2 separate regions of the Homo sapiens genome follow, and region 2 is linked to region 1. A link is a loop called in an ENCODE intact Hi-C map of the cell type or tissue named here. Cell type or tissue: sigmoid colon. All regions are shown on one strand.

What was found. A loop is a pair of places that touch in the nucleus more often than their neighbours do. Peaks named below come from ENCODE experiments on the same cell type or tissue, not always from the same donor. Only the 100,000 strongest peaks of a DNase experiment are listed, where the experiment ranks them.
Region 2: a loop joins it to region 1, with 1.9 times the contacts of the local background. A loop is called at or near these places in 3 of 110 quality-filtered maps.

What each region holds. Positions count from the first base shown.
Region 1 is chrX:38,218,366-38,222,365 of GRCh38, forward strand. SRPX (sushi repeat containing protein X-linked) reads right to left here and starts at 2,506. Exons shown (of 10, transcript NM_006307.5): 1 at 2,331-2,506. The coding sequence starts at 2,427. It overlaps LOC124905176 (a long non-coding RNA gene), which reads left to right and starts at 2,543. Exons shown (of 2, transcript XR_007068212.1): 1 at 2,543-3,434. In sigmoid colon, a CTCF peak has its summit at 1,796 (motif pointing right); DNase peaks (open chromatin) are centred at 1,826, 2,166 and 2,576; H3K4me3 peaks cover 2,773 bases.
Region 2 is chrX:38,280,505-38,284,504 of GRCh38, forward strand. RPGR (retinitis pigmentosa GTPase regulator) reads right to left here. Exons shown (of 15, transcript NM_001034853.2): 15 at 3,904-4,000. Among named protein-coding and RNA genes, the nearest start is that of RPGR, 45 kb to the right of the region's middle. In sigmoid colon, CTCF peaks have their summits at 1,725 (motif pointing left) and 1,929; no DNase peak of the experiment used is centred here.

The sequences.
Region 1 (4,000 bases):
ACACAAACAACTTTTCTACAAATTTTCCATACACTTCATGTAGGTTTTTATAGACACTGCATCTTTGCTAGGCTGCAAAAAATAGATCAGAGAGCCAGAAAAGCTGCATTAAATTCTAAGATGGAAGAACTCCAGAGACCTTCTAGGAGTGGGAATGAGAATGATTTACTCTCACTCTGACAGATGTGCTATTCACGTGCAGATAGTTACATAATCGACTTGCTGATGGAGCCCTAGATCTCCATCTTCTTTCAGAAGTTCCAGATTCAAGTCCTTCACTTTCTCTCTTACTGAAGATATGATGTCCACTTGCTAAGAGAGTGTCTCTGAAATGATCTTTAAAATTTGTCACCCAGCACTTAGAGTGAACTCAGCCTATGTGATTTGCTTTCAGACCCAAGGGCCTAGAGATTTTCCCCTCCCCAGCCTTCCAAAGCCTCTGGCTTGGACTGAAATCCCCTCCTCTGGATCTCACAACCTCAGCGGAGCACACTTCCCAAGAGACCCCATTGAGCCATGCCAAAAGGAGGCTCAAGAGGAGTGTTTATCAAGCAGCTCCAATCAGCTTCAGCTCATTTGTGGTCTGAGCAGAGCCGGAGGGCAGGTTAGGAGTCAGTGGAGGTGGTGGCAAGCAGGAACATGGTGGCTAAAAGTTGGGAGCAGCTTGCAGGCTGGCAGAGGGAGCCAGGAAAGCCAGGGATAGGTCCCAAAAGACAGGTGGTAGTGAATGCCCAAACTGGCGAACTCATGATTCTGTGGCTGGGCCCTGGTAGCAAGCTGTACTATATAAAGGTGGAAGATGAGAGAAAGGAGAGGGGAGGGCAGGGGAGGAGAACGGAGGGAGGTCGGATGGAAAAGGAGAAGGGGTCCCCAGCTTGAGAAAGGCTCAACTAAAAGTTGAGGTTCCCAGGCAGCTCACAGGCACCTCCCAACTCAGTGCGGAAAAGCTACCTCTAGCTTCTCACCTTATTTGCCCGCTCCCAGAAAGCTGCTTCTGGGACGCTTAATGACTTCCTCTTCCCCTACAGGTTCATTTTAACCTGATTCCTGCTAAAGGGGGTGGGAGAGGAGGTATTAACACACCATGGGAATAACAGTTGCCTGGCAGTAAGGATAAAATTTCCTTTCCACTTTACCCTGAATCAGTTCCTACAAAGCAGCTTAAAACTTAAGAGTCAGCTCAAAACACAAATGTTCCTGTTTATTAATTTACAAATTTGTTCTATTCATTCATTTATTTAGGTGCGTGCAGAGAATTTCCCGCAGCCATCCCTACATCTCCCAAGCACACTGCTAGAAAGATGGGCATCCTCTATCCTTCTACCAGAACTCAGTAGGTTCATTTCTCATACCCTAGATTTAAGCTGCCCACGGTGTTGAACGCAGAGCCAAATATTTGCACGCCCTATAGCCGACGTCACCCACTTTCCCATTAACACTAAATTAAAACGCATCCATGGATTTCCTCTCCATTCCGAGGCAACAGGAGTGCATGGCACATTGCCCTACTCCCCTGAAGCTCTTCGCTAACCTAAGACTCCAGGGTGAGGAAGTTAGCTGGAGCTTTTTAAAGTGCATCTCCAAAGAGAATTTTGCTCACACCATGAGAGCCCCCAAGAAACACCAGGGCCCCCTTAGATGCCGGAGACCACGCCCTCCAGGAATAAGCCGCACCCTCTGCCCAGCAGATCCTTGCGCGAGTAGCCCTCTTTCCCTGGGGCTAATCAAGTGCATGCCACATGTCACCACTCTCAGCTGGCAATTCTTCCTCAGAGGCGCAGACTTTCTCGGAATCCCCAGCAGGGGGGGTTAAGAGATTCAGGGGAGGCCCCGCCCGTGCCTTCCACAAAAGTCGCTTTACCGTGGCTCGTGTCCTGCGGCCCCAAGGGGGTAGCCTGGGACGTGTAGTGGGAGGGCATAGAGGCTCCTTCCAGGACAAGCTGCCAGCCTCCAGTGGGCAACCATGTGAGAGGCAAAATTCTGGGGGTGAGAAAGTAGCAAACTAGTCTGCGGCCAAACTTTCTCTGTGGAGCCTCCTACACCGAAAAGGGTTTGATTGGAACTCTGGAAGCCCGGACGCAGAAGGTGCTAGGGCTCCCGTCGCCGCGAGGGCGCCCCGCGCCTGGAGATGGGATGGTCAGTTCTTCCCGGCGCGTGCCCAGACACCAGCCCCGATCCGCATCATCCCCACCCTCGGGCTGCGAAAGAGGAGTTCTGCGCAAACAAAGGGCGCCCCCGGCACCTCCCTCTATCCCGAGCGAAGGGTCCCAACGGCGACTCCGGGGGTCTTTGGTGCCCAGCTGAGGAGGCAGCCACGCCTCCGATCCTACCTGGGAAGCTGCGGCTGGGCGGGACGCGCAGCAGCAGCAGCAGCAGCAGAGGCGGCAGCAGCAGCAGCAGCGCGGGCCGATGTGCGGGGCTCCCCATGGCGAGCGGGCGCTTAGCTCGCCTCGGCAGCGCAGCGCGCTTCCCGGGGGCGGCAGGAGACCGAAGAGACCAAGGGACTGCGTGCTAGCGGGCGGGCGAAGGCCGGGCTGGAAAACTCCTCCTCTCGCCTCTTTCCCTCCCTCCTTCCTGCCTGGGGCCTGCCCTCCTTTCTCCGCCCCCCCTGGAACACTGCGCGGTTCGGGGCTCTGACCCACCCACCTCCTCCTTTTGTGCCAGCGCTTTTTCTGGCCAGAGAGCGCTGGAGACAAGCCCCAGCAGAGCGAAATATCCTGAAGTAGCTTTCTTTGCCCCAATTTGCGCGCCCCCTCACCCGGAATACACACACGGTATTCAATACAACCGCCTCGAACATCCCAGACGTCTAGAAGGATACCATCTGTGCAGAAAGCTGCGTGAGTCACACGGAAACAGAAGGGGCAACCGAGGGGATTCAGAGTGGCCCACTGCGGCCGGATACTATGGCCATGTTCTCTGTTTTGATCCTCACGACCATGCCCCAAGTTCGCTATTACCATGTCCACTTTCTCCAATAAGACACCGACGCTTAGAAACTTGCCCAGATTCACCCCCGTTACTGGCAGAGCAGGGACTGGAACTTAGGTGTGTAGTTCTGCCGACGTCAAAGTCCATACTACAGATTTTTTGTTAGTTTGTTTCTCTTTTGCAAAGGAATAAATCAAGGACTGGACCGGGTGCGTGCCTGCTCTGCTGCGGTTTAGGATGGGGCTTGAGGTTCTCCTTCCAGGATCAGCTGATGGGAGAGCACAAGGCACAGAAAGTTCTCTGTCTCACCCACAGCCATGGGGATCCAGCTGTAGGTTCCTGCAGCCAGATTTCCTCATTTCCTGGGTTGTTCTCAACCACCCCAAAGATACCACGACCAGACTGGAGCCTCTTCCCTGTGGCTTGGCATCGCTGGATCCTGGCATCAGGACAGGGTTTCTAGGCTGCCCGCAGGACGGATCTGGTTTCTTTGAGGCATTTGAGTAAGCCTCTCATAGTTTTGTTTGTTTGTTTGTTGTTTTGGTTGTTTAGTTCTTGTTAAATCAGTAAGGCAATACGTTGCCCCTTTGCTGTCTCAGAAAGATCTTAGCTAAGGCAAATTTTAGTTGGAGTTGCTGCATTAGGTTGTGCAGTTTGGGCACTGTACAAAGGCATCCAGAGGAAGGGGCAAGTGGGAGCCAAAATCCAAATGCCTTTGGGTTCAGGGAGCTTTGCGTCTTGGCAGGGGCCACATCCACTAGAAGGGCATCTTTCTCTCTGCCACAGTAGTCTGGTCTGATAGCTAGGCTAAGAGCCCTGGGGGCACTCACCTAGAAGTTCTGAATTTGTTTATCCAGAAGGAGTGCCATTTCCCAATTCTCACAAAAGCCCCAGACTTGAACGTCCATCTTACCCTCTCTAGCACTTGGGGGGACTTCGCTCCATCTCCTGTGGGTTTCTCCACTGCTGCTACCTCTTCAGGGAACCAACAACCCTTAAATAACCCCCTAGTCGCAAGGAAATGGGGGAGGTCAGTCTATTCTGTGGCCTCCATCAGACCAGACTTTCC
Region 2 (4,000 bases), 62 kb after region 1:
CCCAGACCCAGGCTTTCCAAAAGTCCAAGAAACATTATTATTATTTGAGACAGGGCCTCACTCTGTCACTCAAGCTGGAGTGCAGTGGCACAATCACAGCTTACTACAGCCTTGACCTTCAGGGCTCAAGCGATCTTCCCACTTCAGCCTCCTGAGTAGCTGGGACTACAGGGCGCACACCACCATGCCTAACTAATCTTTTAATTTTTTTGTAGAGACAGGTTTTTATCATCTTGCCCAGGCTGGTCTTGAACTCCTGGCCTCAAGCAATCCTCCAGCCTCAGCCTCCCAAAGTTCTGCGATTACAGGTGTGAGTCACCATGCCTGGCTGAGAAACTTTTTAAATGTAAAATCTCCTGACATTTCAATGTTGGCAACCAATATGATTTAAATAAAAAAAAACTGCACCAAACAAAATAAGTCTGCAGGCCAGACTGCACCCATGGGCTGCCAGTTGTGATCTCCAAATTCTTGGCTGATCATACTACTTTATAATCTCTTAAACTCTTCCTTCTTTCTAGGCACCACTCCCTTATGTCATTCCTAATCCTGTATTCTCACCACTGAATACATTCCAGTTTGATAGGCAGGCCTACAGAAATAAATGTTCAGAGTATAGAATATCTTGCTGGCGAGCATTTTTATTCTCATTTTCAGATTTATTCTTTACTATCTCTACTCTTTTTCCTTAGAAGATTTTCTTGTTGTCCATAAACAAATGCATGATCCACGACTATACCTTATGTGCTAATTATTTTTATTTATTTTGATAACAAGGTTAGGACACAGAGGGAAATGTTCAGTGACAGAAAACACACCTAAATTTTCGGCTAACCACATGAGTGTGATCAGCGTTTCAACACACTTTAAATATTTAGGGGCATTTATTGACTAATGTATGGTGTGTAATAGTTTCACTCCACCTTATACTTAAGCATGATCATTATTGCAATCTACTTTATTCCCACAGATCTATTTCTATAAGCCAATTTATATTTTGCTATTATGTTACATTTAAACAAAAGTCAGGTTCACATGACTAAACTCACGCACATCAGTCAGTGACCTGGAGATTCATGAGTGTAGCTTTGCACCTACCTTGGTGTGATCACAGAGTATAATTAGAGTGATACAGGTTACCATTTGCTGAGTGCCTATAACATGTTTCATGTGTTAGGTAATTTAATCGTCAAAAGTCCCTTCCTTTATCAAATGAGGGAAATAAGACTCAGAAAGGTCAAATAACAACCACCACCACCACCACCACCACAACTTTTCTAGGTGTCCACACAGCTCATCAGTGGAGGGCTGGGATTTTAACTCAGTTCTACTGGACTTTGGAGCCCATGTTTGTTTCCAAACCTGCTCATTTAATTTGAGGATAATAATGGCTGTTCTCACAGATGTTTTTTTTCTCCGCCTCACTAATGTTTAAAGCATTGCAGATTTTTCTTTTGGTTCATAAGCTCACATCAATAACACTCTATTCTTATGTATATATTAATTATGAACAAAATTTATCATCTTTTCCCCAGAAAACCAAAGTCTCTGGAGTACACATCTCCCTTCCTAAATTGAGAAATATGCTTAAAAAATTAAATATTTTAAAAATTAAATATCTATATCTGATATTTAATTTTCACAGTTCTGATTCTATTCCTCTGCAGAGCAGATTTCCCGGAGCTCATTCTTTCCTGGCAATGTGGGTTCTGCCCCTGGCCCTCTACTAGGCTGCCTCCTAGAGGCTCTCTCTGCAGCTACTACCACTCCTTCCTCTCTGAAACCCCTTCTTTGGCTTGGGTGGTATCTCTCTTTCCTAGTAAGTATGCTCCCACACCTCCTTCTCAGACTTCACTTTCTCAACCTCTCCCTTACCTACTGACATTTCTCTGAATTCTGTCTTCAACTCTCCTCCATTCACATTAGGAACACTTCCTTTCAGTCAAATCCAGTTTTAACTACATCTATGAGCTGGCGATACTCAGCAGTCTCCGTGAGCTCCAGATCCATACAGGTATCTGCCTCCTGAACATCTCCTACAATCTAAAATCAACAGTAAAAAACTGTCTCCCAAACATGCTTCTGCTCCCTTATTCTCGATCTTGCTGAATAGTACTCTTTCTACTCAGTTCTCCAGGTCAGAAACAAGAAAAGCTTGGCCTTTCCTTCTTCCATGGTCACATTTTATTTTTGCTATGTAAGTGTATAGCAAGTTTCTCTATAGTGAAATAATAGAAGACATTTCAGTTGCACTCACCTTGACTGCTGCTGTTCAGCAGCAGCAGCAGCAGCAGCAGCAGCAGTTTCTGTGGTAGGTAATCCTTTGCAGCTTACCTTAAAGTCTTTTTCAGCCAGAGTCCTCATTAGGAAATGTAACTCAATGGATTCTATATATACTACTCACACTTCCCTCAATAATGATCAGTAATAAACTACTATAAAAGCCTGAACAACCAGCAGATGGGAACAATAAAGAAGGAACCAGTTATTTTAATCTATATAACCAAGTGTTAATTCATGAGGGACAAAGTGGTCTCATTCTTAAGCTTCCTTTTTTTTCTCCTAAGATATATAAAATTTACAAACATGTAAATCACTTCTGTCGATGAAAGCCTGGATAGACCTGGGTCTTTTGTACCCCAACCCACCCCTAACCCACAATACACTCCTCTCCATAAACTTTTTGAGGGTACTAGACCTGCCACATGTGATTAAATAAATGTTCGCCCAACAGTGGGCACAGAAAGTTAGTGTGTGCTTAGTAGTTTAGGATAACTGTTTACTTTAGTATAACTACTAGTTAGTTTGAATGTGGGGTCGCTTTGGTGACGAGACTTAAGATTTTTTATTGAGGAAAAAGGAATTGCAGAAAATCTGGGTGTGACAGAGCTCTAGCTGGTAATGAACAACTGCTGTTCCTATAGAATCCCTTAGGTCACTCATTCTCATTCTATAATTTTCCAGATGAAGAAATTGAGGACTGCAAAGCTAAGAGACTAGCCCAAGTTCAGACAGCTCAAAAGTACAAAACCAGAAGAAGGGCTTTGGTCTCAAAGTGACTAGGGAGGCCAGTGTTCTCCACTAGAAAACAATGCTTGCATGAACTACCACTTCTAAAGAGCACAAAATGTTTTTGGCCAGGGAAATGTGAAGAAATGCTATTTAAACGTGGACATATAGACCAGGTTTAATACTGAGATGGGTGTATTTTAGAACGTTGTTTCTGTATTACTGGCTGATTATCTCTTCAGTAGAAGATGAATGCTCATAGCTATTACATTAATAACTTGAGTTTAAGAGTTTCTCATTTCCCTGGAGGTTTTTTTCTTTATGAATTCTGTGTCATCCATCTTAATTATTTTAAATCTACTTTTTAAATAATCATGTTCGGCACATATATTTTTATCATAGTATTAATTCTTTTCTACTATCCCTTAATGAATGTGGTCGAATTCGGTAAAGCAATGCAATGCCAAATCAGTACATTTGGTTAGTTAGGGGAAGCTGCCAGAGATCCTTGCAGCTAAGGCAAAACTTACAATTGCTCCTAGGAAATCCTTTACTTCATACGATTCTAGACTTTTTCCTCATATTCTTTCTCACTCAGAGAATCAACTGTGCAAAAGAACTCAACTACACAAAACTCACAGGAAGTTTCTCATCAAAATCCTCCTTAATAAAACTAAGTATAAGAAATCTCTCATGCCCAGGATATAAAAGGGACTATGAAAGGAAATTAGTTGAAAAAGGAGCCACAAATAAACTATCAGATAAATTAGCTGCATTATGTACACGGAAAATTTTAAGGGACAATTGAAATTACTCTAGTGGAAATCTAGCCTCTCTAAAATTCAGTATCTAATACTAGACAGTTTATCTTTTCATAAAGAATTTCTGACTATATACATTTAATTTTTTATTTTACTTGAAACATTCTGACAAGGAACAGACAAACTGAAATTACAGAACAGTCAGTGAATACATTGAGGGCATATAACAC